Regions from separate parts of the Homo sapiens genome. Here region 1 is linked to region 2. A link is an interaction called in ENCODE POLR2A ChIA-PET data of the cell type or tissue named here. Cell type or tissue: Panc1. All regions are shown on one strand. Each heading gives the region's core, and the rest is flanking DNA. Links, peaks and the distances in the headings are about the cores only.

The links. Peaks named below come from ENCODE experiments on the same cell type or tissue, not always from the same donor. Only the 100,000 strongest peaks of a DNase experiment are listed, where the experiment ranks them.
Region 1: POLR2A ChIA-PET joins it to region 2 with 9 read pairs; 1 of 35 experiments calls an interaction of 5 or more read pairs at or near these places.

What each region holds. Positions count from the first base shown.
Region 1 is chr7:11,359,017-11,374,893 of GRCh38, forward strand. THSD7A (thrombospondin type 1 domain containing 7A) reads right to left here. Exons shown (of 28, transcript NM_015204.3): 28 at 11,349-15,877. Among named protein-coding and RNA genes, the nearest start is that of PHF14, 390 kb to the left of the region's middle. In Panc1, for the core only: CTCF peaks have their summits at 14,717 (motif pointing right) and 14,930; a DNase peak (open chromatin) is centred at 14,855.
Region 2 is chr7:11,472,748-11,488,803 of GRCh38, forward strand. It overlaps THSD7A (thrombospondin type 1 domain containing 7A), which reads right to left. Exons shown (of 28, transcript NM_015204.3): 7 at 9,041-9,235; 8 at 1,587-1,821. Among named protein-coding and RNA genes, the nearest start is that of THSD7A, 350 kb to the right of the region's middle. In Panc1, for the core only: no CTCF peak of the experiment used is centred there; no DNase peak of the experiment used is centred there; H3K27ac peaks cover 552 bases.

The DNA.
Region 1 (15,877 bases), core at 13,378-15,877, 110 kb before region 2:
CATCACACACTGGGACCTGTCAGGGGGTGGTGGGCTTGGGGAGGGATAGCAGTAGGAGAAATACCTAATGTAGATGATGGGTGCAGCAAACCATCATGGCATGTGTATACCTATGTAACAAACCTGCATGTTCTGCACGTGTACCCCAGAACTTAAAGTATAATTTAGAAATTTATTCAGGGTTTTTTCCTCCAGATGATTATTAGTTGTATCTATACTACTACTTATTAAATAATTACACTTTTCCTTACTTATTTCAATTAACACCTTTATTATAAACTAAATGTACCTGGATTTTTGAACTCTATTCTGTTCTGTTGCACAAATTATACATATTTAGCTCAATGCATTATCCTAATGTGAACCTCATATTTAAGCACCAGTAATGAAACAGAAAATTACCAATACCCTAGAAGCCTCTTTTTTTTTTCTTTTTTGTAGAAATGAGGTCTCACTATGTTGTCCAGGCTGGTCTCAAACTTCTGGCCTCAAGTGATCCTCCCGCCTCGGCCTCCCAAAGTGCTGGGATTACAGGCATGAGCCACTGTGCCTGGCCTAGAAGGCTTTTCTTAATAAATATTTACTGAATGAATGACAGTCTCTGAGAGGTATTCAGGATCTGTTTTATACTTTCAAATAGTATGGATGTATTGGATGGAGACAGAAAGATGCTCATTAAATCCACAAAGGGCACAAAGATGGAGACAATACACTGGATTATAGACAAGTCTCCAAAATTTCTTAAAAGTCAGAGACTGGAAAATAAAACTAAAGTCATGTAATAGATAAATGCAAATGATGGTATATCAGTGAAAAATAATGAACTCTGTAATATGGTAGTAATAGAATGTAATATTGAAAAGAATTTATAACTTTCCTTCATGAGAATAGGAAAATTTAGGAGTCTTAGTTGTTTGAAAGAAGATTTTGTACCACAAAGTGTGAATATAATCTTAGTGTGCTTTTATTGGTATTTCGTGTCTAGGACAAGGATGGTTTGACTTCATCTAGTGTGTCATTTTTAGTTCTGGGCATTTTATCCGAAGAAGAGTGATACAATGGAGAATGTCTGCAGTGGGATGACTGGAATTATAAGAAGTCTGTGAACCTCAAATCTTTGTGTATTAAAAGCAAGCTTAGATAGAAATCAAAGTTATCTGAAGAACTATGATGGAATCAGGGATATTTTGCTTGAAAAGGAGGTGTGGGATATCATAGGAACTTTAATTTAAACACTTAAAGATGAATAAAGATTGAGTATCCCTTATCTGAAATGTCTGGGACTAGAAATGTTTTGGATTCTGGATTTTTTTAAATTTTGGAATATTGATATTATATAATTACTAGTTGAGCATACCGAATTTGAAATGTCCCAATATGCATTTGCTTTAAGCATCACATAGACACTCAAAAAATCTTGGATTTTTGAACATTCCAAATTTCAGGTTTTCAGATTTGGGATGCTCAACCTGTAATAAGGAAAAAGATATGAATATTCTCTGTAGTTCTAGAAGAGAAACTGAGACTCATTTAACACTTTTAGGCTGCAGGCTTCAGCTCAATAAACTTATAATTGGCACAGTCCAGTGGTTAAGAGGACAGGCCCTGGAGGCTGACAGGCATGTCTGCTTTGTCATCCAAGTCTCAATATTATCATTTTACAATATTGTATTGTGTTACCTCATTGAAGCATTGTGAAAATGAGACAATGATGCATGCTAAGCTCTTAGTTCAGTTAATGGAGTAAACTTAAATAATTGTATCTTTAATGACAACTGTCTCTTTTTACCTTCTATATTAAATCACATATATTTTTATTGCTCTCTCATGTTTTTCATTTATTTAGGGAGACGTTCTGTCTGTCCCACTAGCCAACACTCTCAAAAGGACTATTTATAAAATGTCTTCACTTCCTGACCTACAACTTGCCCTTCCACAAACTTCTGTACCCACCACTCCACTCAGCCAGCTCTGGCAAAAGTCAACAATGACCCAAGTGCCAAATATAACAAATTCTAGTCTTCATCTTATTTTGCCTTCTCTACAATATTTTGACAAGTTCTTTTCTTATCCTTGGCCTTTATATCACTCTCTCCTTGTTCTCTTTCATTTCTACATTAATGTTATCCTTTGCAGATTCATCTCTGTATTTTCATCCATTAAATATTGGTGTTTCTCAGGCTTGTCTGTCTACACAGCACTCTGACTAATCTTATTTAGCTGAGAGCTGACGACTTACAAATTCTGAATCTATAATTTTGAACTTCTCTATTAATTTTATGTTTTTTATTATTTTTTTGAGGCAGGGTCCCACGCTTTCACCCAGGCTGGAGTGCAGTTGTGCAGACTCGGCTCACTGCAACCTCCGCCTCCTGGGTTCAAGCGATTCTCGTGCCTCAGCCTCCTGAGTAGCTGGGATTACAGGTGGTCACCACCGTGCCTGGCTCATTTTTTTGTATTTTTAGTAGAGTCAGGGTTTCACCATGTTGGTCAGGCTCGTCTTGAACTCCTGACCTCAAATGATCTGCCTGCCTTGGCCTCCTATTGTGTTGGGATTACAGGTGTGAGCCACCGCGCCCGGCCTTCTATTGAGTTTAGACTCCAGTGTATAGTATCCTCCTTGCGTAGGTCCACTTGGATGTCCTACAGTCACCTGAAACTTAAAAATTGCTCCCAAATGCAATCTTTATTCTACACTCTCAGTCTTAGTAAATGGATAATTAAGCTGGTACCTGGGAATTACCTTTTTATCATTCTCTTCATCCAAAAGGTTATCAAGTGCTACCAATTCAAACTCATTAACATATCTTGCTGAAATCCTACTCTAATATCTATTACTCCTTCCTTTTTCTTCGCTCTCATTTTATTTTTTCTGGACCAATGCAGTAGTCTTCTAATTAGTTTCCAACCTTGCCCTGATGGCTGCCAGAGTGATTTTTCTATGTAATTTTCAGCTTAAAATGCCTTAAGTTCAAACTCTATGGTATAATATTAAAACTCTCTAAAAATGTTTAAAGGAAGATTACACCAATCATAACAGCATTTATAAAACATGTTAAATGTATTCATATTATTTTGTTTGTATTTATCATTTTATAAGGAAGGCAGAAGTGGTGGTGTTCTCTTCCCTTATATAGAAGAGAAAACCAAAGTGTAGGGAGGCTCAGTGACTTGCTCTCAGACATCAAGCTGGTAAGTGATGAGCACGAGCTGGAACCCAGGCCTTCTCTTTCCAAGTTCCCATTTACATTGCATTATGGCATGGGGCCATGCTGAAGTATATTTTTACCATGTGCAATGTTTTGTATCCTGCTTCTTTTCAGTGAACATTATAAACTTTTTCCATGTCAAAATTCTTCACTAACATAAAACTGAAAATCAGCATAGAATTTAGAATTTTCAGTGTTCAATATGAATGTAACATATTTCCTCTAACATCCCCTAAGATTGAACACACACACACATTTCACAGTTCTCTTTTTAATTCAAAGTGAACTATCCAAATAACAGGCAGAAATAGTCACAAAGGATAAAGTACAAGAAATGATAATAATTCATCTGAGACTATACACTAAACTTTACATATTTATAATTTGATACTAATTCTATTAGGAAAGAATATAGAATAAAATTCTTTGTGACGAAGAAGAATAGTTTTTCTAATAAAAAATGTGGAGCATATATAATGGATGAGGGATAACCAAAACTTGCTATATACACGTAGTAAGAAAATCCCAACAATCAATACTCATTTAATCACAGAACAATGAAAAAGTTATATAAAATCCACCTTACCTATATGTTAGAAATTGATTTCAGTTCACCCATGGATCCAACACCTTTTTAGATAAATGAAAAAAAAATTTTATTAACTGACTTAAGAACAAAAAACTACCTATTAAATGTATGTACTGTTGCTTAAAGAATATGGAATTCTTACCTGTTTCCTTGCAAAAGAAGTAGAAATCTATAGACTAGAGACCCTCTCTAAGAATGAGTCACTGATAAGCACAATATTTTTATAACTTACATAACATTTCATCCATGTGCATTTTTTGAGCATTATGCAATATTTAATTTGCATCAGCTTTCCAAATCACTTACATTTACGAGGTTTCTTTCCAATGGATGTTTCCGTATGACTTTAAAAATAATCATTAAAATTAAAACTTTCCTATGTTTTGCAAACTACTCGGTTTTCAACCAAGGGTACATTCTTGTATTTGAGACCCACCTTCAGTGGGCATTGTCATGTCTTTTAGTGTATTTGAGAGAAATGGATGCATTACCACATTTTGTACATTTATAGATTTTATTCTCAGAAATAAATTCTTTGATGTATTCAACTAGAACTAAAAACACTGAGGCTATTACCCCATTTTTTTACACTCATAGGGTTTTCCCTCCAGTATGAATTCTTTCATATTTTCAGAAAGAACTGGGAAGATTGCATACTTTCCCATATACCTTAAATTCATAGATTTCTCTTAAGTATGAATTTTTTCATGTGTACGATTGAACATATATTTTCAACCAATATCTGTGATGTTGCAATGAAGTGCATAAAAGTTTATCAATATTGAATAATTAGGATTGCTAAAGTGGAATTACATGGTCAAAGGGCATTAACATTTTAAGATCGATATATATTGCTAAATTTCTTGTAAGTCAATATCTTTTCCTTATTAACAAACCTGAATACTATAATTAAAAATATTTCTCGAAGTCTTTATTGCCTTTGATTTCTAAGAGGATAGATACCATTTTTTTCTTTTAACATTTACAGCATTTTCCCAAACATACTAAGAACATTTTGATATATTTAGAAGAGATGCAGAGATGTTTCATTATGGTAATAGAAAGTTGGGGTGGTTCTGACTCTGGAATCTCAGTTTTCTCAGTCTAATCTTTCTTTTTTTCCATGAAGTTTCTAACTGAAGCATCAACGTATTGCATAATATCTAAGGAGATGATGGAGAATGTTTCCCTGTTGAGCAACCCACTATTATTCTTAGGCAGAATTTTCTCATCCACATAGGATTTGTTGTATAACTCTATAATGAGCAAATCATGATCTCCTTTCAGGGACTTTGCACACAGGCTAACTGCCTGGGACCCCTGTTTCTCTCAATTGTTACATCCTTTACATTTCCCCCTCTTAATGCGCCCAGATCAGGGGGCTGGCTTCCATGTTCTAGTACTTCTTATCATTTTTACCCTACTTAATTTTTCTCAATGGCATTTTCCCACCAACCAGTATATTGTAGTTCCTTGTTTCTTTATTGTCTCTTTCCCCTCATTAGAATGTATGCTCCATAAACACAAGTTTTGTCATGTTTCTTTTCAACTATGCCTTCAAAGCCTAGGATGGTGTCTGGCACGTAATAGATTCTCAGTAATTATTATGAAATGAATGAATGGGTAGAGATGCACACCACATGCCACTGCCTGTATTCAGTGAATACTTACACTACATCTTCTCATTTGTTTGAGAGAAGATGGTTTTCTCAGACTCTCAGCTTTAATTGTCTGCAATTCCTTCTATACTATAGGATAAATATAGTTTGCCAGCAGTTATCACATTAGTGAAGCAATTGAGGAATGTTAGAACTGAATCTTTTCTTGTGGTAAATAATATTCTCATTACACCTGTCCTTGGATTGACCATTGATATTAAGTTTCCCATATTTTTCAACTTCCTCCAACTATCCCTGGATGAAAGACAAAAGCTTCTCATGTGTTTGTTGTTCTTGTTCTTCATAGCCAGGTTCTAACAGGATGTTTTGGGAGATATATAGCAGTAATCCAATTAGGCAAGCATTTGTTCCATTTTTTCCCCCAGAGGTCTTTGATGTACATTTTCCATCTACCTACTTGTTAGCCTCAAAAATTGAGGCTGGATATCTAATCAGAAAGACAATCAGTTCTCTGAACTTCCAAGTTGATGTTTTATGGTTTTCTAAGTCCACATGAGCTGCAAAAGTTTTGCTCATTATTTGGTAAGCACTGACCACTACAGACAGAAAAGGGCCTTTTTTTTTTTTTTAAGCTGTTCTCGCTAATGTTGCAGAAACATTTTTTTCAGTTCATTAAATTTAACTTCAGGCAATTGCTAAAATGTAAGATAATTCCTTTTCGTTATTCCTTTGGCACATCTGAAGTACAGTTTCACATTAGCAACAATGAGCCAGAGGGTTAAAAAATTAAAATTATTTTGGAAGATAGGGACTTAGGCAGAAAAAAAGGTCCATTCCAAAATGACAAATATTTAGCATCATTTTTACTTTTATTTATACAGAAGGACCCTCACTTATGATTGCTTTTTAAATTGGCTTTATAAATGCATGATTAGGAGTAAACATTTTTGAGTTTTATACTACATCAAAGATCTTGAGTCTCAACTTCCAATCAATATTTTGTATCAGGCTGGGTGCGGTTGCTCATGCCTGTAATCCCAGAACTTTGGGGGACCAAGGTGGGTGGATAGCTTGAGCCCAGGAGTTCAACACCAGTCTTGGCAACATAGCAAGACCCTGTCTCTTCCAATAACAACAACAAAAAATTAACCAGGTTTGGTGGCGTGTGTTTACAGTTCCAGTTACTTGGGAGGCTGAGGTAGGAGGATTGCTTGAACCTAGGAGGTCAAGGCTGTAGTGAGCTTATTTTGCCATTGCACTGGGCACATGTGAGACCCTGTCTCAAAAAAAAAAAAAAATAGTTTGAGGCATTAAAAATAAACAGCTTGAGGGCCATTTCAAAAAGATAACTAAGAAATATTTTGTGAATATGTATATGTGCTGAGATTTCTTAATAATTTTACCAGTCCCCAATTCTGACAAATTAAAGACAGAAATAAGATCTTATAGACAAGATCTTGTGTTATTTAAACTTTTCATCCACAAAACACAGTGAGCAGTGTTTCTGTCTACTTATGTTGTTTCCATACTTTAGTGAATACCAACATGATACAACACATAACCTTGTATTATATTATTGTGCATGTTTTATATTATATATCTGTCACTTCTCTATTCACACATGAACACATGTATATATAATACACAAATCATTATCTGTCAATCATCTATTTCTAGACATTGGGGTCAGTTTTTAGAAGTGGAATTACTAGGTTAAAGGATATGTTTATTTATAATTAAAAATACTATTTACATGGCCCTTTATTGACTTGATAATTAATACTACCTCTACTAGAAATAGAAAAGAACGATACTTTTGTTTTTCTTATATACTTGATCGGATAGTGGATTGTCAAATTTCATTTTCCCCATCTATTGCGTCATTGTTTTAAATAACATTTCTTTAATGATAAATGCTCATGAGAATCTTTTTGGTAAGTTCAAAAGCTACTTATTATATTTTCTTCTTTGTTCTTTGGGCCCTCTTCCCATATCCTGACAAAACTTTCAATACAGGTATTTCGTCTTTTCTTGGTTTCCTTTTCTTAAACTTTGTAAAATATGCAGGATCTGACCATTGTCAGTGGTAGGTATTGCTCTTAATACTTCCATACGAATGGACTGTCTCTACACTTGGCATTATCATCTAAGTAAGATAATGTACCAATTTATTGCTACATCCTACATCTGCTTTCATTATAAACCCATAATTACATTTAAATCTTTCTGGCTAGGAGTTGTTGATTTCTGAAAGCCAATATGATGCCTATTCTGAAGAGAATTGTATCAAAGGCCTCTTTAGTTTTTATCACTGAACAAATGTTGCCGTAATGTTTTTGTAACATGCATTTATATCATGATCACTACCAGACATAGCCTCAGTCTATCATTGTAGGAGACATTTTAATTTGATTTTCCTATGGATTATTCCGTATAAAGATTAGAATTCATAAGCATACCAACATTAATTTTTAAGGGTCATTTATATAAGTCTCTGATTATAATCCTTTCCACTATACCTCCTTCTACAGCCAGGATACTTTTCTACTCGACTTATTTTATAAAGCATTTTTTTCCCCATAGATACCAAGGTAGTGCCATCAGAAGAAAAGACCTATACCCTTTGGCAAACAAATTGTACAAAGTGATAAACATTAAGAATAACCCCCTGCCAGCAGACAAATATTGTAAACACGTGAACCTTTTATAAAGATAAATTGTGAAAGGGTACAGTTATACTTCAGCTGTCAGCATAGCCGCTGGAGGGTGACTAGGGATGTGGTGTGACAGGATTCTCGCTAAACTCACTGTGTTTATAAAAGACTGGGACACAGGTCCACGCTATCCACTAAGATGCTGGCTTTCCCTCTGTAGTACTTTCTGGCTGATTCTGATTTTGAAATTCTTTTTACTTCTCAAGGAAATCAAGACATTGTTTTTGAAAAGGAATGGATTTTAAATGGTCTATTAAAGTATTTACATGGTTGCTGAATGTCCTCCTCTATTGTTTCAAAGCAAATTATGGGAATTTGGAAGCACTTTGAATTGTTACTCTATTCTGTTTTTTCCATTTTATTTCTGCTCTGAAGCAAAGAGTATATAATTTGATTATTACTGATATCACAAAATCAATTTTATTTAAGACTGAAAAGTATAATCAGACTGCTTTTATATCCTGGATCAAAGGCTTTTTAGGAATTTGAAATTGTCCTTTGCTTAATTTTCCAGTATTCCAAGCTCTCTTGCCTACTTCCCCTGGAACAATTTCCTATTAATTTAAGTTGATTCACTTAAATTACAATTGAGTGAAAGCTACGATAGAATTATGTATTTTGCAGACCTTGTTTTCAATATAGTTTTGTAAATCCCATAGCCCACATCTTACTGGAGTATCCTTAGCTATTTAGTATCACTCCTCTATGATGCCAGTCTCAGTTACTGTTTTTCTTTCTTCAACTGCTCTGTTACTGTTCTGTTCTTGTCAGCATTGTGCATTCTAAGTGTTTAGAGTAACATATATCTGGCAAGTGAAATGAATATAAGATATATTTATGAGAGTAGAGTACTGACAGCTTTAAGCTATGGATGAGTTAGTTGGTTTTTTAACTCTAGTGGCCTCTTCATAATTAATCCACTATTTATTATTATCTACTCTTTAGTCATAAAACTTGTACTTCACTAATTCTTTTGTTAATTTATTCACCCAAAAAGAAATCATAATTCTTACTATGTGTTGGATATTATTCCATGCGAGGAACAAAACAAAGACCTGGCCTCTCTCATTGTGTGGGAGAGAGAAAAAAACAAACGACAGGAAGATATGTAATGTCAGGTGCCATGAAGAAAACAAAAGAAGGGTAGGAGAATAGAGAGTGATGGGATAGTCAAGGAAGGCGTCTCAGAGGGGGGCCATTTGAGCAGAGACCTGCATGAAGTCGGGGAGCAGCCATGCCTATATCAAGGGGAAGTTTCTAGGTAGAGGTAGGAAAAAATGTCAAAGCTCTGAAGAGAATGTATAGCTTAATAGAAGGTTGGGCTCCAGCTTCATCACTTCCAGTAACACTGTGCTCAAGGGTGAGCATGAGTGGGAATGAGCATGCATAGGGGCTAGCTAGGATAGAGAGAGAATATCCAGCCTCACAACAGGCAGGGGGACAGTGAGGTGGCCACATGGTGGGGGAACCTCTGCCTGAGATGACAACAAAAAAGATTGTGGGGAAATAGAATCCCAAAATTTATTTTTCCTTCTTTACAAAAAACGTTAAAATTTAGGGCCAGGTGAAGTGGGTCATGCCTGGCCAAGGTGGGCAGATCATGAGGTCAGGAGATGGAGAATATCCTGGCTAACACCAGTGAAACCTCCTCTCTACTAAAAATACAAAATATTAGCCAGGCGTGGTGGCACATGCCTATAGTCCCAGCTACTTGGGAGGGTGAGGCAGGAGAATCGCTTGGACCCGGGAGGCAGAGTTGCAGTGAGCCGAGATTGCACGACTGTATTCCAGCCTGGGCAACAGAATGAGACTGTCTCAAAAAATAATAAAATAAAAATTAGTTGATGGCCTAAAATTAACAACATATTGGCATCATCAGAATTGCCATTTGAAAATTATATGCTATAGAAGGTCAAGTCCAAATATCCAGACGTATATGAAAAGATGAAAAGCTGCTCAAATTTGCTACTAGTCAAGGAGATGAAAGCAATGAGAGGGATTGATGTTTTGATTAGCCTGGATTGGAACTTTGATAACTCTGATACTTTGATAACTCTTATTGTTATCAAAAAGCTATGGGATTTGCCTTAGGTGTTACCAAAGACAGGATGAAGGACATTTGATAATGTTTGAAAACAGTAATAGGAAAAAAAAAATGAAGCTGTTTCCTAATTGTATCTACTAAATTCACCCATTTCTCTCTTCCTCTCTCTCTCACTCTCTCTGTTCCATCTCACTCCCCACTATCATATTTATAATGTCATATGATCAGGGAGAAAAATATGACAGGATACATATCAGATTGTTAACTTGAGTTAACTTGGCTGGGAGATGCTATGGAAGAAGATGAAAGGGGGAGGGGAAGTCACATAAAAGTACTGCAATACCAGAAACCCTGACTACATTTATGCATTTTTGTGTATGTACAATATCTTTTCAGAGTAACTGACACTGATGGGAGGTATAAATTGAAGTGTGTTGTGGAATATATACAGACTTTAATGAAAGAATCACTAGGGACACAGAAGTAGCAAAAATAAAATGTAGACCAGTAATATTCATATTTTTGTTTGTAGGGCATAAATTGGAATTGCAAAATAATAAATGAAGTTAGCTATTTGACTATGAAAGTCCAGATTTCTAGAAAAAAATCTGTGTGATACATTGAAAATTTTTTTCACCTAGTTTCACTTGTAATGAGTAATACAGAAAAGAAAAAGACTGGAAATTACCATTTTTTCATCAAGCATGTAGGCTAGCTACATGTTCTGAGTGGTTCACAGATTGAGGGCTTAAATGGTTCCCTACTTACTTACATTTTAGCAAATAGCTATTTCAGAAAATGTTTTAACTGCAAACTACCCCGGAAGTAACTTGTCTTAAGTTGTGTGTCCCTTCCTGAATTTGTTAAGGCATAAGTTTCTGCTTTGACTTTTAGGTTTGGTTTTTTGTGGGTAGACACAGGGACAAGAGACAGTGAGGGATGTGCCTTATGACTGATTGGGTGGGAAAAGCTGTACTCTGTTGTAGAGAGTTTCCCCATCCTCTGCTGCTGCCATTTTTGAATTGACTGGAAACCAGGAGGTCCCTTGTCCATGATTCACCTGGTGGCCTCAGCCAACTTTCAAAGTAAAAGTTTGCATTTCTTGAACTTTCTAAATTGGAGTTGTTATACAACCCAGGAAAGGGCAATACAGTAGGTAAAAGGATTTAGGTATTCACTGGAAAAAAATTTTAATCCATATTTAAGAAGCAATTGGTGCAAATCAAAACACAGATACACATGATTAGAATGAAAATGATTTCCGTATTTATGTTTGTCAGCAATATAGTTATTTACAAATAACCCATATGAAAATGTAAAAAAGCATATTACATCTTCACATGCCATCTGTATTGACTGAATAAAGCTTAGTGACATTATTTGCAAATCTGTAGTTAATTGTACATAGACATTTTGTGCGTTAAAAAGGAAATGTACATAATGTAAAATAAATTACATTACGCAATTTACAAAGTAATATTAACAAAAATTCTTAGACAGCTGCCTCCTTATTTAAACAAAATAAATATTCAGGTAGTTAAATTAACATAAAATACACATTTAGGGAATAATAATTTATAGAAAGACAGATTGCAAATTTTAATAAAGTTATATTTTACAATGATAGATACTGATCTCTTCAAATCTGTGTGATAGAAATGGAGAAAAAAAGTACCAGAAAAGGAATCTAAATGTTTACTTTCTAAAAATAAACACAAACAGATTTCTGAAAAATAGGGAAAAGTTTACTTGAGGGTTAAAAGTAGGTAATCTAGAAACTATGGCTTAAAAACAATAAATCTACAAAACACAACAAGACTGACAATTATATTCTAAATAATATAGAGATTTTTGATCACTGAAAACATGACTCCCACAAACTAAAGCTCTTCATATACTGCCCATTTTTAAGATCTGACTTGGTAGAAACACAGAAAAATAAAAATGCAAAATTAACTGTTTAGCATTAGTTTCATTCATTTAATAATGTAGACATAACCATTTTTCATTGTCCCTGCTAGATATAAAATTATTATAACACACTGCAAACCATCCTTTTTATAAATGGATAACTATTTGCTTGGCTCACACACCAGTTTCTGATACCTGAAATCCTGTCCTGCAGCCAGGGCCACCTGAGGGCAGGACCTGGGGAGACCCTTATTCCCAGAACAAGCAGATGTAGTTCTCACAACTAAACTAGTCCCAGGAAAGATCACATTCTGACAAGATTCCTCACAGATTTGCTCAAGGACTACTGTTTTTTCAACACCCTCAATCTTACAGTGGAAATAGAAGAAGAACCCACACTTGAATTTGGTAATATATTTATAAACAGGAGATCCCAGATCATTTGGGAATTGTGCTTCTCATGTACTATTGAGACCCACGTCAGCTTTAGAACAGGCTCTCCCTTCTGTATGGTACTGAAAAGTACAGTCCTCCCTCACTGTCTTGTGGTGTGGAATGTGAACAAAGACTCGAGATGGAGGCAGGAGGATATGGGATGGTCTAAAGCAAGTGTAGGCATGGACATTTTTACAGAAAAGGGCTTTTTTTTTTTTTTTTTTCCTGCATGCCTTCCACATTTTTCCTTTTCCCTTTATTCATTTCTTTGACCAGTGGATTTGGTGTAAATCAGGATGTTCACACTCTGAGTGAGTGACACTTTGATTCTAATAGGGAAGGAAATATAGGAATTCTTTTTTTTTTAATTAAAAAATTGGGCATGTTTAGTGGGAAGTAGGTAAGAATAGCTGTCAAGAGTAGAAAGAGACCAAGCAGAGAAAATCAGAAAGGGCCAAGGATACAGGTTGTTGGGGGAGGTAAATAAGTGTGTGAGAGGTCTATTCAATTTCTGTGAGAAGGAAGACGTGAATTTACCTTGAAATGCCCAGGAACTTAACAGGGGTCTGATTAAGCTACAATGACCACTGCCACCTACCTGAGGGTGGGGCAGGGAAAAATCAAACTCCTAATACTGTGGCCTAAAGACATGTACATTACGTAGGGGAAAATACTAACCCCATCTAAAAACAAACCTAGAGTAAAAGTCAACATGTTTCAGTGCTATCTTCACTCATTAAGCATTTTTTCCTTCTTTTGGATGTCTGTCTTAAGTACCTATGTATACAAAAGCCATTACTTTTTTTTTTTTTTTTACAATGCCTAGCAGAATGTCTTATATGTCAATAAATATTTGCCTTGTTAGAAGTAATTTGTGCTTTGTTATAAGTAATTAAAAACAAGCTTTTATGCACTCTTTTTAAATTCACTTAAGCTACACCGTAGTATCCTCAAAAAAGGCTTTGAAATTAAGATTACTGTCCACATATTGGATTAGTTATTGATGAATAAGCAAATCAGCCCCTTTCAAAAGAGATCAGTTAGTCCTATTCTACGTGGTTTCTAGTGAAATAGTCCAGCAAAATCATATAATACTGTGTCAAACTTTTTCTGCTCTTCTTTTTTTAAAAACCAAACAACAGACCTTCATTCTAGGGAACAGCAGTTCTACATCTTTTACCCCCTCGGTGAGGTAAAAGTGTCAATAGAGAAGTTACTACTATATTCCCCTCCCAAATTTTTAGAAGGAACAGTAAAAATAAGGTTTTGATGAAATTCCAATAAAATATTTAACTCATTATTGTCTCATGTCAGAAACAAAAATAAGGCCATTTTCATGTTATAAACATGAATATAATAACCTTCCCTTTGTCCAAAATAGCCAGATTGCTACGTTCTCCTCTTTCCACCTTTCTAACGAGGTTATCCAGTATTTATTTATCCTAACAAACAGTGACCTTCCAATATGTTCTCTAATATTAGGTCATGTTGAACCTAATTTCCTCTCTCTCATATATATGGGTGTGTGTGTGTGTGTGTGTATATATATATATGCATGCATATATGCTGTAAAATCTAATTAATTTATGAATAAAATGTATTTTTCATAACATTCTATAATTTTGATTTGCTAATTTAATTCTTATAGGTAGGATGATACTAATCTTTTCTGAATTAATGACATTTTACAATACCTTAAATATAGCTTTAGTAGGTATTCTATCCCACATTTCAAAATTAATAGGTGTTGCACACATTTCATAAGAGGGTTAGCTGAATTTTTCAAGTAACCACAATAGAGTCTTTCTTAACTATTTTGGACAAATGGAGTTTATTTTATTCAAAGAGATCAACTTTAGGATTATCTGGAAGACCCCTGATTATATATATTGACAATCACAGTTTTAAAGTAACAATATTATTTTTTCTTCCTCTTTAATAAAACAGATAAAATGGACTTTGTTTTTATGGTTTTCTTTGTTTAAATCCTTGCTTTAAAGTAAAATTTTCATCTTCCTGACTACCTGTTCTCTTTGAAATGATTTACATTTCCTAATATAGTGAATATTGAATGAGGAATTAGCGCTTACTGCATTTAGTTCTTATTGAAATACATACAAATATTTTCATTTTGGGGACAATGACATCCTAACCTGATGTCTTTTGTAATCTTTGCAAATACTCTAATGAACAGCAGGGGGAGTTCATACTCCAGTATGAAGGTAAAAATACCTTCTAATCCAAAACACTTTTACAGGAACACAGCTGTTTAAGATAAAATAGCATGTTAGTTATATTATTTTTCAAATATCCTGAAAAGCTAGTGTCCTCTCTCACAAAGGTTGTTGCAATAATGTTGCCTGAAAATGGTATTGCTTTTTAATGGCACCTTTTGAGTTTTCTTTTCATTTGCAAGAAGTCTGCTGAGTTAGTTAAATATTGTTCCACTGTGCCATTCCCAGGGCTACATCTGTAGAAAATACAGCTACTTCTGATACAGTGGGAAATGTAATGACTGTAAATTCTCACCTTTGAAAAATGAATGAAAACGAAAGATGACACCATGGAGAGCTAGCATTAAAAAACATCCAGACCAGGGGTCAGCAAAATATGACCTGCAAAGGTGGCCTACTGGCTGTTTTTGTAAGGGAAGTTATATAGGAAAACAGTTATGTTCATTCTTTTATTTACTAAGATTGCATTAGCAGAATGGCAAAGTTGAGAAGTTGCAACATAGACCTTGTGGAAAATATTTTCTATATAGTCCTTTACAGAAAAAGTTTGCCACTCTTGCTCTAGATATGCAATGAAGTCTTGGATAAGATATTTATTCTTCTCTTTTAAAATTTTAGTTTTGAAATCATACATTGAAGAGAGAGATTGCTTCAAATTTTGCCAGTGAGAAAGGCAAAAGACTATGGATTTTGAAATAACTGCCTGCAAGACAGACATTCAATCTGAAACTGGGAAATCAGAGAGAAAGAAAAATCAACATATAATTTTGATTTCCTTTAGTTACAAAGGTCATTGATACATTATTTATTTTCTCCATCTGCTCAAAATTAAAAAGACATCCAGTTCCTTTTTCTTTTTTTTTCTTAACAAAGATAACAAATATAAAAATCTAGTCATAAACAGCCTTCAAAGAACAATTACAAACCAACTAGAGGAATCCACCTTTTAGAGGGTTAAGGGGTTAGGGACTTCAACACTTAAATTACCGCCATGTTGTCAATTTCACAATGGCTGCAGTGATGAGGAAGTGTGTGTACAGCAGGTGTAATAGCTGATTTCATCTTGCTGCCATCCAAACTGAACTTTACTCTCTTCAGGATACAAGAACTTGCAAATGTCTT
Region 2 (16,056 bases), core at 5,006-7,505:
TATGTAAGTGAGGAAAATGTCAAAACAGCAACATTTGAAAGGTGATTAACCGTGGGACAGGAACAGAATGAGCTCACTGGTAGAAGCTCAGCACAATAACCCTCATCCTGCGCCACAACAGGTTGGTCCTGTGCCTGCGTAGTGAATATTTCTACCTTTGTTCTTGATCCAGCAAGAGTCAGAATCCTCCAGGACTTGGGACATCTGCTCTTGCTGTTACCACTTTTGAATTTTAATACACTGTACATTAATTTCCTGAGTTAGATTCATCACAGCTTTAGCAAAATTTCTATTAAAATATTGGTTTGAGGTTACCTATTAAACATGTGAAATAGTCTTTCAATTTATTCAAATCTCACTGGCATGTCTTCTGTGTTTCCTAATTTCAAGCAATATAAAAAAATAAATTGTGGGGCAAAATATCCCTAATGTCTGGAACCCTGGCCAGACACAAACATCTCATAATGGGATTCATATTTGTTTCCCTGGAGTTTTTCATGCATCAGAGACATTATTTTCATTTTCTTGGAACACTAAGGAGTAGCTGAAATTCTTAAGAAAAAGACCAATTTCTAACATTTATTGAGTGCTTAGATTACTATTATATGTTTCATTAAATCCTTTCAACAGACTGCAAAAACTGTTGGCCAGAGTAAGTTAGGTAGCACGCTGAAGATTACACACAATATTTAACCACTTGGCTGAGTATTTAGTAAATATGAGGCCACTTTTAAACCCATGCAAAAATCGACTCATTTATCATTTCATATCTTACATGGCTAAGGTGATTTGAATTTTTAAAAAGTATGTTAAGTTTTGAAAAATAAAGCTTTTTCCCCTCAATTTTTTAGAGTAGATTTATTAATTTTCTCTATGAAGTGATTAGCTCAGTTATGCCATTATTTTTGTTTATACTTCTCACAAGGCACATATAATATGTCGACTCTCTGGTTCTTTGTTCTCCCCTCCAGCAAAGTGTTTGCCCTGTTATTATAGTACTCAAAAGCACCCTGAGAAAATGATAGTTTTTCTACTTATAATAACACTCATCCTATCCCAAGGCTCTCTCTTGGAAGTAAATGGTTTTTACTCTAACCATTGAAAGACGCAGTAAGTATGCTTCGGTATTTTTGATATAGTGTTTTCTAGGGGAAATGAAAGGCAGATCATACAAGGCTTCTACCCAATTAAACTAGATTGGGCAGCCTCCGTAGCCTACGGGTATATAGGAGGTCATGGATGACCTACACTGCCAGGACCTAGTACACTGTCATTATTGATCAGCCAGGCTTACGGCAAGCACTTCTTTCATTGCCTCACTAGCTTAATAAAAGCAGAAAGTGCTACTATAAAACAGAGAGTAGGCACCAGATAGAAAGATTTCTACAGAATTTATGGTTCCCCAGTATAAAACTCAAAGCTGTTATAGCTTTATCAGTGGCTGACTTTCAAAACAAACAAATCTTGCTCTTGAGGACAGGTATGACAAGCATCAAAATGTTCCATTTCATGAAGCCAGTGAAGCCTGAGCCAATCCTCTGCACAGGTGGCTACACGATTTACTGTTGTCATTCTAAAGCTCTTACTTTTTGGGTCCCACTTGGCCCACATTGACTCGCACACAGATGACTTTTCTTGTCTGCATGCCGACAGAGCAGGAGGCCTCCCCATTCCAAGTCGTAGTTGTGTTGAAGGACGATACTGAGGTGTCCTCAATGCACTGGCCCCAGGGACCAGTTTGCCAGTGGTACACTGTGCAAGGATGCTCATTACAGCTTCGTACTTCTTGCAAAGCACTGCTATTTGGACAGCGAATTCCACCTAAAAACATGGACAATGATAGCAAATTAGATACGGTGCCAACAGGAACCTTACCATACTCTGTTCTTTGGAATTAACATGGCTTAGAAATAAAAAGTGACTTTTCTTCCCCACATCAAGTTCATAAATACACGCAATATTTATGTGAGATGCTTCAAGGGATACCTACAGGGGTTAAAAATAGTTTCTGCTACACTCAAGGATCTCATAATGTAGTAGGGAAAAGTAGTAGGGGAGATAAGGATACAAATGAGTATAATTCTAGATAGAATGAAATAATTATATTGTGCGGTATTTAGTATAACTGGGATTCAAGGAGTACAATTTCACTACTTTTTGGAGTCTGAAGAATGCCTCAGATTGAAAGAGGCACTGAGAAAAATTTTGAAGGAGTAGGATTTCAATAAGCAGAATTCTGGGAAGGGACAGAAGGAAAAGAGAATAGTATCTAAGTAGAAAAATAAATAAACAGAAGCAAAGGCATGCAGGCAGGTGTGACCTTGGCAATTAACAATATTGACATAGTCAATTGGAGTGTAGAGTTCACATCAGAAAGTAATTGGCAACAAGAATAAGAAAGTAGACTGGGCTTATGTTATAAAGAAGCTATTAGTGTGAAGAGTACTATTATCATAATACTATAAATTATACTTTTAAGGTGCTTCTAACGTTTCCTGCTATTGTAGCCTGAATTCCTTTGACAGCAGACCACTGCTGGGTGAAAAGTGCATTGGCAAGGATATGCTTTGGGGGTACCGAATTGGAACAGCATTAGCTGTGGGGTACTTCAGGAGATTCTGCGGCAGCACAGCCCCACCTCCCGGTTTTTCTTTGCAGAAACAGGCAGAAGACTGTCCACCGTGAAGCCTGCGTAAGTCCTGTGTGGTGGTCAAGTAGTGACAGATTGAAGCAGAACTCTCTTTTCAAGGTCAATAGTGGGAGAATGGGGAAGTGATGGTATTTACTTAGAAATCAGGGTTATAAGTATATATATAACATATATGTATATATAACATATATGTATATAACATATATATAACATATATAACATATATATAACATATATATGCATACATGTAATGAATCCTGCATTCTTCAAATTTTTCTAGGGAATATGGGTACTACCTGGTTACTATAATTAAAATCATTTAGCTGTAAAAATTGAACAAGTTAAATAAAAATATTCTTCTCAATGTTTTGCATTGTAAAATATGACTTCTGAAGATAATTATTTGAGAAAAAAATGACATAATTTATTTCCATCTGCATCTATTCTCTGCTTGTATAAGACAGGTGCAAAGACATTAATATTTGGTTGATGAAGTTCTATCAGGTCATATTGAACTTAACAAAAATAAATACTTTCCTTTTTTTTTTTTTTTTTTTGCTCTGTAAGAATAATTAACTATATCATGAGAGTTAACAAATTGTATACCCAGTGGGAACCATTTAAAAAATAACCTTTTCCTTTTTAAATGAAACTTGTTAGGATCTACAATACAGGTTCAAAAAATTGGTAAAGCTAAAAGTCTAACATTAATTTTTAACTTTTTGTTCAAATTCAACTATTTATATTAAAAATATGCCAGGCTTAAGTATTAAAATGTTGCCTCCCTTTAGAATTTCCTAACATAACTTTAAAATATTTTTTGAGACAATTCCTACAGTTTATACAATATTTATACGTTAAGGCAAGAATATTAAAAAGTGAATCACTTTTATTTAACCAGAAGTCAAGCCTCTGGAAGATACACACACACACACACACACACACACACACACACACACACACACCATTTTTTTAAGTGTAAAGAACTAATTTTACCTTCTCCAGTACATTAACTATCACCAGTTGCCAGTACTTGTGATTTGGTTTCCAAATGACATTTCAATAATTAGCAATTTTATGACAATTTTTGTGTATTGATAATAGATTATATAATGTTACTCAAGATTGTGTAGAAAGCACCAGGTACAGTGGCTCGTGCCTGTACTTCCAGCACTTTAGGGGGCCAAGGTGGGCAGATTGCCTGAGCTCAGGAGTTTGGGACCACCCTGGGCAGCACGGTGAAACCTTGTCTCTACTAAAATACAAAAAATTAGTCAGGCATGGTGGTGCTCCTGTAATCCCAGCTATTCAGGAGGCTGAGGCAGGAGAATCGCTTGAGCCTGGGAGGTGGAGGTTGCAGTGAGCCAAGATCGGGCCACTGCACTCCAGCCTGGTCAACAGAGAGAGACTCCGTCTCAGAGAAAAAAAAAAAAAAAAAGATAGTGTAGAAAGCGATTATATACAAATTCATTTTCATGTTTAATTCTGAACTAATTTCAAAATTACAGTGAAATTAAAAGTATGATATAAATACTTTTCTTTTCCTGGACCACTTGGAAAAAGATGAAACGATGTCCATCACCCTAACTATGTTAGTGTGTACTTCCTATGATCAAGAGCATTCTCCTATACATAAGCAATTAAATATTCAAAATCCAAAAATCAGAATATAAACAGATAAGTTATGACCATTGAATCCTCAGACTGCATTCAAGTTTGCCAACTGTCCCAAAATGTCCTTTACAGCAAGATGATTTAGTTCAGAATCAAGCATTACATTTAGATGTCACACTTTGTTAGTCTCCTTAAATCTTGAACAGTTTTTCAATTGTTTCTTCATTTTCATGGCTTAGACACTTTGGAAGATTAAAGATTATTTTGTACAATGTCTTCCAATTAGAGTTTATCTGATGTTTCCTCATGACTAGATTCTATATATGCATCTTTGATAGAGTTATTACAGAAATGATATCGTATTCTCATTATATCATACTGAGGACACAAGATTTTGGTTTGCTTCATTATTGATAATGCTAACTTTGGTCACCAGATTAAGGGGGTGTCTGTCAGACTTCTCTATTAGGGAAATATTTGAGACTATATAACTACAATGCTTTTAATGAGATTGAATTTATTCCTTTATTTATTTATATAATATGTGGATCCATGGTTTCCTATTTAATGGTCTGTTGGTATTATTATTTTGTCATTAAAATTGTTTGCAAATGTGGTCAGTGGGAGAACATTCAAGTTGGCTTCTGTGGCCTTTTGACAATTCTCTTTACTTTCTACCACAAGATCCTCCTGGCCCATCTTGTACTTCTTCTATTGCAGCTGTGGAATCAGCCATTTCTCAAAGTTTCCCTTGTTCCTTTTGTTAGACAATAGTATTAGAAACCAAGATCTGACTGCTGCAGCTACTTACTTCTGTTGAGGTCTTGCTGCTCTCAGGTCTTTTCAGTGAATGAGGCTAATATATGTCTATATGTATATAATATGTACATATTTATATTTGCACACTTACATTGATGTTTATTCTATATTTATCTTTACAAATTGAACACCATGAATTCAAATAAATTAATAACATCCAATTCCAATGCTGTACCACAGAGTGTACTAGTTTTCTTTCCTAACATATTTGCAACTCTCTTCTCCAGCAATAAAAAAACCAACTCTCACTATGTTAAATACATGTACTTATTTTGTCAATTCCCTCTCACTTCACACTCCATTACCCATTGTTATCTCCATTGCTATACCCACAAGATATCTTCATTACTCTGCTCATGATCTGACATCCTACATGAGGCCACCCACATGACAGAAACACTCCTCAACTGTGTCTGGCTGTGACACCCCATACTGGGCTGGCCACCTTGATGCTGGAATTCTCTCTTGACCCAGCTATGCTCTGACATCCAGTGTAGAGTCACTCTTCTATCCTCTCATACAACCCATGTGCCCCCTGTCCTTCACCCTGCTCACTGGCTCTGAAAATGCATGCCAGGCCACCTCTTTTCCCACTTTGGTTGCTCCTCACCCAGTTGGGCTCTGACAACCCACTCTAGATCACCAACAGACCTCCTATCTGCTGGCACAGATGCCCAGCTGCTTGGCTTTACCAAATGGCTTTTTGGATAGAATTGTTCAGGAAAGGAGAAAAAGAGCCTAGCAATAAAAGGAAGTGAAAGAAAGGAAAAGGAAAAGCAAAAGGAAAAGCAAAAGGAAAAGAAAGAAAAGAAGTGCAGTATGAGGAAGAGAAAGTGCCATTCTATCATTCTGTCATTCATTTAAGAGGAACAAAAATAATTAATCCTAACATTTTCACAATGTTAGGAGCCCTGTTTTATCTACTGGATTGGGGCCATCGATAGATAGATACATACATACATATATACACACTGATACACAATAAGAACACTGAGTAAATCAGGGGTAAGAGTACTAGTCAATACTCCTCTCATTTTAGCACACAATAGGATTATATTTCCCTCATTCGCCTTGAAGTTAGGCATAGTTATACAACTTACATTAACAATGAAACGTGAGAAATGACATAAATCACTCTTAGATGGGAGAATTTACTTGCTGATGCTTAAAATCGACAGATAGATTCTCCAAGTATTTTCTTCCTCTGGCACATGAAGATTGTGGAACCAGGTCTTCATATGGTGATGCAATATTGTGACATTTCATGAAGGACAAATTGCCCTGTAGAGTTACCCAAAACTGTAGCTAAATTTCCATGAGGAAGAAGTAAATAAAGCTTTGTTCTTTAAGCTCCTGAATGTCTGGGCTGTCCATTACTGAAGCACAACCTAGTCTATCCTTATTAATTACAAGGAGTTATCCAGCCTTCAGTATTGTTTAATGGTGGCATTCTGATTAAGATAAGTGAAAGTATAGGTTGGAGCATTTATTTCATAAATCCAGATCTACTTTTCGCATGGACTTGTCCTGTATGTTATTTCCCTAGAAAATCATATAATTTCTTGTTTAAACACTTCATATATCATTTCTCAAATGTGGCACTTTCCTTTAAAGTTATCACAATCAGTGTCTGATCCACAGAAATTTAAGAACATTTATGACACAAAGCACTAATTCTTGAAGAATAATGGAAAGACTGACTTTTGTGTAGAATTACAAAGGATTATCTAAGTGGCAGAGAAACACATTTTAAAACTTCCTGCAGATGCTGTTCCTAAATCATTAAAAATAGTTCAGAATTAGGAAAGATTTATTTTGAGTAAGAGAAAATGTGTTTCAGTGTCCAACAAATAATAGGTACTAAGTAGGCTTTGAAGTACAAATTTCTCATAAAACATGTTTCAGTGTCCACTAATAGGTACTAAATAGGCTTTGAAGTATAAATTTCACATAATTATACCAGCTTTTATAAATGTTATTAACAGAGGTAAATAGCAGCAGAGACAAATAGCATTGACAGAGTTTCTTTTATGGCTTCCATGTTTTACAATAATGTATTATATATTTCAAAATAGCTGGAAGAGAGGATTCTCTATGCCCTTGCTAAAAGAAATGATAAATGTCTGAGGTGATAGATATGCTAATTATCTTGATTTGATTATTACACAATTTATCCATATATTGATACATCACACTGCACCCTATATATACAATTATTACACGTCAATTAAAACAGAACTATATTGTTTTGAATTAATGCCCTTATGATTTACTATATAAACATCTATAACTTTCCAGCATGACTTGCTTATAATGCAACCACTAAACTTAATTAAAAATTATTGAAGCCCTACCCTTTCAAACTCAGTGGATGATACATATCAAAGAGCAATCACAAATTTCTGCCTTTAAAACATTTCATGACCTTTCCGTGTGAAGCATCATGTCTACAGGAATAATGATCTGGTGAGTTCTGCAAGCATGGCAAAATCCTTGCCATGTGACTCGGGGTGGGGTGAAAAGTCATTCATTAGTAGTCACACAGCAAGTGTCTGCAGAGTATAATGAATTTACAGGAAGCAGGGTGACCACAGATCTAATTTTAATGAAGCCCAAGGCAAAATCTGAGCTGATAGAGTTTAAAGCCTTCATACAATCTTCACGAGGTTAGAGTCATTGTTTGACAACACAAGAAATATAATTTTCTTTGTAAAAGGTTGTATTTTTCAATAGATACACTTTTTTTTTGGAGCAAAGAGTTAAATATATATTAAGGTGGTAGGAAAAAGTTTTTGAACACTATAAAGAAAATTCTAAAATTTCACACAGGTTGGCTTTTCTGTGTGTAAAATGTTTTACGCATGTAACACTCATGTGCAAAGGCCAAGGTAATTATAGGTGTGCACAGTTGTTACACACACAGATAGCAAATTTGACTAGGAACACTATGTTTCTATCACTAAAATACTTCATGAACAGAAAAATAGAAAAAGTATAGGCAACACAAAACTCCCCCCAAATCGATAATTTGGGGAAAACATAAAATGTTATGCTTATTACAAATAGAAATAATTATTTATCAGTGCTAAATGTGAACAAAGAGTCATTTAGCTTGATAATGTTTAAATAACATACACTTATATTCTTGAGAAAGAACATGCCTTAATATGAACAAACTTGATTTACTTTTATGCTTTTCTCACTCTTGTGTTATTTTTCAGAAAGACAAGATTAAGTATGACATTATATTACCCAGTCACACAGAAGCCAAATTAGCATTTGGATATCATCTTGAGAGACAATTACCAAGAGCCTTGTATTTCTTGGCAATAAAGCTTGCAAGTGAGGTCTGAATATGTGACAAACATGCTTTATTCACCCTATAGGGTGAAGAGATTTAGGAGCAACATATTTTAAAAATGAACAAAATTTACATATGAGATTTCTGGACCTCGGAGCCTATGTTCAAGAAACTCAAAGAAACTGAAAATTGCAATTTTTGGTCGAACAGTAGCTATTCTTGTGATTTTAAATAAACTTTATGATTGGATATATATACTTATTTATGAGAAGGTAGAATATGATTTTCAAAAGATAAAACTGACTTCTGAAATTCAGAAAAAAACAATGAAACATCTGAAATTTTGGGAGCCATTTTCAGACCTTCTTAAAGGCCTAACACTTTGGTTTACAAAGAACTCTAATGACTGGAAGGGTGGGAAAAAGCAAAATGAGTTCACTTTTAAAAAGTCTTTCTCCTTTGTTAGAGATCCATTTTCAAGATTAATTTTGGGGGACAGAATCAAATTGCTCAACACATCAACAGATATTAAATCTTGGATGGCTGAATTTCTGGTTGTTGACTTTCATAGAATATCATCTTTTCCAGGCTACACAAAAAAGATGCACACTAACTTTTGAAACGAACCTAGATGGCGTCTGAAGCTGGCGACTCACCTTCTTCACCCGCATAGGCCAGAATGGATCGTGCTCGTATCTGTTTCCCTTCTGTCGTTTTCCCTGAGCAGGTGTGTGAGCAGGAGGACCACGTAGACCATGTGCTGAGCACACAGTCTTTCGGGCATGGGGCATCACAGGCCACAGGGATGGGGAAGATGGCATCTCTGCACAGCTGTCTGTCAACTTCTTCTCCTGGGGAAAACATGACCACCAACAGCTATTATTGTTAAATTAATGTAAAATGAGCAATTTAAACCAGATGGGCACCCAGATAAGTTACATTATCTTTCTTTTGCTCTTACTTAAAAAAACGTAGCCAAAAGAGGGATTGCCTACTATAGCCAGATGTTAATAGAACACCAGGAACAAGCATATATACACACATATACACTCATGACCCTAAATGAGGCTTCTTTCATTATCAGGGTATATCAAGCACATTGCTGAGACGATTCTTATGCCACAGACACCTGCCCATTAAGTACTAATTTTTATACTTGTACTCTTAAGTTGTAATAAGGAGCATCAACAAAGCATGTCCCCTCTTTCTTTTTTGGAGATGAGCTATGATTTACAAATAATGACTCTATCCATAGCATCTATCATATGTTTTCATGAACCAACTAATAGGTGTCTATTTACAAACTCTCTTGTGTCTCTCAGAGTAGTTATTTTCATACAATTGGCAACCTTCTTCTTTCGTAAAAAATTGTTTGTTAGTTGGAAATAGACAGGAAATGTAAATGATGGGATAACATTATAAAGTCACTGCTTAAGGTGATCCCAGTTGGAGAGGGAGGGAAACAATAGAAAACAAACAAATGGCAGAAGTAATGTGATGTCACTCCAGTGCTTAATATTTTTCATTAGTTCCCTGTTGCTCTTAAGATAAAGGGCAGATTTTTCAAGTTTACAAGACCTCGACCTCAAATGACCTCGCTGTGTTTCTCTTCCTAGCCTCATCTCACTTCACTCCCTCATTTTGCCCTTGACACTCTAGAGATTGGCCCAAAAATGGACACTTATTTAATATTTGCTGAATGCGTGAAATGAGATATATAAAAGGCCAATGAGAAACAAAACATTGTTGCTGTTAATAAATGCCAAAAACAACCAACAGAATAACCAAAACAGGGTAGGAGAAAAAGTCTGAACTCTATGGTTTAGTTGATTAATATAGGTGGTTAACGAGGTCAAGGGAACAGAACAGAATGAAATCATACACAATCAAACAAAAATTAACCTGCTATTTTGGCACAGAATATAATCATAATTCTGGGTGAATATATAAAAAGTGTGTGCCTCGCATTAGGCATTCAGGTGAGAAAGGGTGACTCACCTTGCCATTCCTTACAGAGGCTACTGAACAAAATAGTCCAAGCTGTTTCTCACTTGGGGAGTTAGGAGCATCATTTTAATGTACACTCCTTTATTCATATGCTTTAAAAACAAGACAGAAAATCAGAGTAAATTGCAAATGCTCTAATATGTTAATAGCTACTAGCTTGCAGAGCCTTTAATCATGAGACAAAAATCAGAAGTCAATTGGAATGCACCTACGTGTTAATAGCCATTACATTGCAAGGCCTTAAATCATTAGACTTACTCACTAGTAAGTAAAGAAGGCTCATTAAAATTGCAATTGAGTAAATATTTTATTATTCATTCTTATTTAGCTACTCTAATCTGTGGGAGCTCTCAAATTTTGTTTTTATTGGTGTTGGGTTTTGGCATGTATCCCAATTAAAAAAATGTACTAAACAGATAGTAGATATATAGGTACATAGGTAGAGTATGAAAATCATTATTGTATAAGGCATTTAATATTTTACACTTGACATAATAATGATGACTCTTTTTTCTACTAGGCTTTTTCTTAGTGCAAGGGGTGCTCTCTTATATCTTATTTTCTTCACTGCTGTCTTTTATTGTACCATCTACCTTCTCTCACTTTTGTTTCCAATATTCTGTGGAAAGCAAGAAAAGTTTGGGGCTAAAGTCTATAGCTAACAAACGTCATATTTTTATTTATCCTCTAATAGTTACCTAATCTTTTCTATTCAGAAAAATATTTATTCTGTGGCAATGCAGACTTTGCTACAAGGGTGCCATTAGATTAGCTTGCCTAGCGTAAGTAATGCATTTTTGTTTGTTGTCATGTAAACCAAAGAAATGTGCAATTTTGACCTTTCTTCTAAGTTATGCTTTTTTCCGCACTCCCCCTGCCCCCCATCCGCCCAGTTTGTGTCCCATATCTTATTTTAGCTCTTTTTCAATCATCTTGTTCTGCTTGGCCAGGTGTACTTTCCTGTAGGATCACTCCTTCTACCACCCTTAATCCTCTGTGGAGCTATTAAGACCCATCTAAGATCCAACATCTGAGATTTCCCTGATGGTTTTAGAATGATTTCTGTACCATCCCCAACCCTTCCAGGTATGATCTTGTCCCTTTTTACTGTTCTGATCACTGTCTCACATTTAGGTTGAAGCTTTATGTTCTGGCCATAATGACTTTTTTCCCTTTCCTCCTGCAAACGAAGCCCATTGTTGTCTCAGCAGTTTTGCACTTTCTCTTCACTTTGTATGAAAATTTCAGGTCTTACACAGAATCCTGTTTTTCAACATTCAGGTTTCAGTTCAATTTTCTCCTTCCTAGAGGAGATTTCATTGACCATACACACTCTCCCAGTCACTTCAGTTTATTTTCATTATACTTTTAATCACCACTAGAAACTATTTTAATTAATTGGTTAATATGTTTATTGTCTGACTATCACTAGACTAAATGAGGGTGTTATCCGTATCTGTCTTGGTTGCTACTTCATACTTAGAACCTAGAATAGTGCCCGACACGTAGGAAGCACTAAATCATTTTTTGTTAAATAAATACATAAATTTTAAGTTGTGCTAGGAAATAGAATGTTGGTCTAGACAAATAGAGATCTAAGCACAGTATTTCTTGTCATGCATTCGAGTGCTCTAGGGCCTCCCGAAAGTGTATTTAGTGGATAGCAGCACATGCATCCCCTGGAGTTTGCTGGAAATGCAGCCTCTCAGACTCAACCCACTGAATCACAACCTTAATTTTTTTTTTTTTTTTTTTTTTTTTTTTTTTGTGGAGACGGAGTCTCACTCTGTTGCCCAGGCTGCAACGCAGTGGTGAGATCTTGGCTTACTGCAACCTCCACCTCCCAGGGTCAAGCGATTCTCCTGCCTCAGCCTCCCATGTAGCTGGGACTACAGGCATGCACCACCATGCCCGGCTCATTTTTGTATTTTTAGCAGAGAAGGGGTTTCACCATACTGGCCAGGCTGGTCTCGAACTCCTGACCTCATGATCTGCCTGCCTCAGCCTCCCAAAGTGCTGGGATTACAGGCATGAGCCACCGCACCCAGACTCAACCTTCATTCTTAAAAGATCCCCAGGTAATTTCTATGCATATCAAATCTAAGAAACAATGCTCTAGAATTTTTCTCCATTTATTGTCTTCTGGTTTGATTAGAACCAGATTGTCTCTTGACAGGCAGGTATGTAAAACAAATTCATCTGGACTTCATACCTAATAGCATTTGCTTCTCTGTGGAGATTCTCCTTATACTTCTCTTCACACAGAGTATCCATGGCTGAAAACATTTATTCAATGAATAGTTGCTGAATGCCCATCTTCTGTCAGGCACTATGCTAAGAATGTATGAATGTTGTATACATCACCTCAGCTAATTCTCACAATAACCTTTTGACATCAGTATTACTATCTATTTTTTACTTTAAAAGAAATTGAGACTCAAAAAGGTTAAGTTATCTTTCTCAAATAGCAAAAGTTTGACTAAAGGAACAGAGAATTGAAATGAGTTTTCACCAATACCCCAATCTGCTTTTGAACTAGATTGGGGTTCTTCTTGGTGGAGAACTGAGGATGCCAAGGCAGTAAATAATAGATAAGGCTTTGCCTCCAAAGAAGTCAAGAAACAGGCACTCTCAAGTTGTTTGTCAACACAGTGATGCATGTTGCCAGCCACACAGTGCTTCAAATACAAAGACATGCATTGTTGATGAGTCCAGTGGGACATGTTTTGGCTCATAGCCATTGAACAAACAGCAACTGATCTATGAGAATATGGAATAATTAAATTTTTGATTTTGCTTTCAATGAATGCTTTAATCAACTCAGCTAATTGGAACCCTTAGGAGCTGTCTTCTTTTTAAGCTAAATCTTCAGCATTCCAGGCATAAGTCATCTGGGAAACCATAGGCAAATAAAATCAAATAAAAAGTTGGGTCAATGGCTATTACAGGCAACTTCATAACTTGTCAATTCCAGCCACTTTTTGAGGCTATTAATTTTATCTTACTTATAAGGTTAATTGAATCTTACTTATAAGAACTTACTCTACTCTTAAGGTCTTACAAGAGTAGCAGAAAATAATTTCATCCCTCTTCCTCACATTAAATTTTGTTTTGGATTGATACACTTTATTTTGATTGGATAAGAACTGTTTTGCATAACATTACTTCAGAGTATATATAGGAGTACATTAAACACGCACATATCTAAATATCAGGTTAATTTATACTCCTCTATTTGGAGAAATGGAAGTTTTGCTGCCTAGCACTATGGGAATTCCACTTTTTCATATCAGCAGCCCCACAGTTAGGACATATTCATCCACCAGATGTCCCCACTATAGAACTATTTGAGACTTTGATTATCCAAGTGTGCATCCCATTAAATCTGGACAGACACATCTGATTATCACTACTGTGATTTGTGTAGTTCTATCACTGGTGTAGGTATGAACCAACGCAACTTGTTTTTCTTCTTTAGTCTCTCTGAGGACAATTTCTTAGCTAGATTTTGACTGTGATGTCACAAACATTTAGAATCCTCCTTATGCTTCTCTTCGTGTATTCATATTAAATATACTATCTTTTTTGGCATACATTTACAAACATAAATGGTTTCAAAGGATTGCTTTGCATTTATATAACTTTGTTTTTCTCACCCACAAAGGTCTAGGCATTATAAACAAACCTGCCAAAATACAGAACATTTATAAAACAGACTAAATGAACCATTGTCTACATTTTACAATTTACACCTTACTTTGAGGCCTTAACTGAAGCATATACTATTTAAACTTATTTGGAATACCCTACGAAAGAGGTTGAGATATAAAATGAAAATGCTTTGGTTTATTTTTGTAAACTCAAAATGAGATTTAAATGTTTATATTTGTATTCCTCCATTTATCTTTCTTCAAAAATGTAATTTTAAGAAAATGTTTTCATAATCCACTATTCTAATAAACTTAAACATGTATTTTGACATTTTAAAGTCACCCCTAAACGTTCCCTTGTTTGGTCTATTTTCATGAATGCCACCACACTCTCATGAGCTCTCCTAAACTATTCCTTTTTATTCGACTGTATCTCTTATTATCAGGATAAGAGACTAAAACATCTGCTCAAGATAATTACTATAAAAATTCATGAAGACTACCATAGAAACACAAAATGAGAACTGAGATCAGTGGATAGTCTTTTTCCTTGGTAAAAGTATATACTGAAAGTTTATTGCATTTATCGTGTTAGAGCCTAAATAAAACATAAAAGATAAACCATGGTTTATCAAGGTTTTTATAGTTTCAATGTTTCTTTGGTTTAGCAATTGAGCAAGAATGCAAAAATTAATACATTAAACATACAATCAATTGTATTTTAATGCAAAATATACACATATTTGTATTAGTCCATTTTCATGCTGCTAATCAAGATATACCCAAGACTGGGTAATTTATAAAGAAAAAGAGGTTTAATGGACTTACAGTTCCACATGGCTGGAAAGGCCTCACAATCATGGTAGAAGACAGAGAAGAAGGAAAGGCATGCCTTACATGGTGGCAGGCAAGAGAGCTTGTGCAGGGGAACTCCCATTGAAAAAAACTACCAGATCTCATGAGAATTATTCACTACCATGAGAACATCATGGGGGAGACCGACACCATTATTTAATTATCTCCACCTGGCCCCACCCTTGACACGTGGGGATTATTACAATTCAAGGTGAGATTTGGGTGGGGACACAGCAAAACTATGTCAATGTTCTGCCTATTCTCTAAACGCCTCTTGAGTTATCCTGATTTTTTTTTAAATCATAGAAATGTGCAACTTTTATGGTTGATTTTAACAGTCACAACAGTGCTATGTGCAAAGCACCTCCCCTGTAAAATTGCAACTCACAACATAATGGAATTGTAAGCAGAAAGGAGAAATTGAAGCAGAGAGGGACCAGACACAGAGCCAAGATTAAAAAGCACATTATTTAGAGAGATCCCAGGATTGTAATTTTGAGATTAGATTTCTCTTGCCAGATCTATACAAAATCCGGAGTAACTCCGATAATTATTACTGAGTTTTTGATATGTTTTGTGTTCTTCAGAAATTATCTTAAAAATTCACATTGACTTTTGAGAGTGATAGTCTTTATATATTTATTTATTGATAACCAATAAAAGTTTACAAAAGAATTAAAGAGGGAAAAAATGGAGTCTCATATTTGCATGGACCTTTCTAGAAAACATTTTCATATAACCATCTTATCTGAACTCTCTAACAACCATAAGGTATGTAGGTCCAGAATCACCCTCAGCTTACTGAAGAAGACCCATGAACTGAGACTTATGCCTCATTCTTCACTCCCCTTCTCAAAATGAAGCTACATATTGCTTCATTTTAAATAGAAAGTTTCCAAGTCAATTTTAATCCCTGCATTATTTTTGCTACCATATCCAGGTAGTGAGCCTGATTTTACAAATCTCGAATCCATTTTCTCTTCCAAATCTTTGCACACTTTCCCCTGGGATTCTGTTGTATCTCATTTCCCTTGTATCCCAAGGGTCTGTTTCTAAAATCTAAGTCTGAATACTATAGTCTCTCCAATATATATTAGCTGAAAACCAACTTCCTCACTAGAACAAAGAAAATAGAAATCTTCTGTCATTGCCTCACGTTT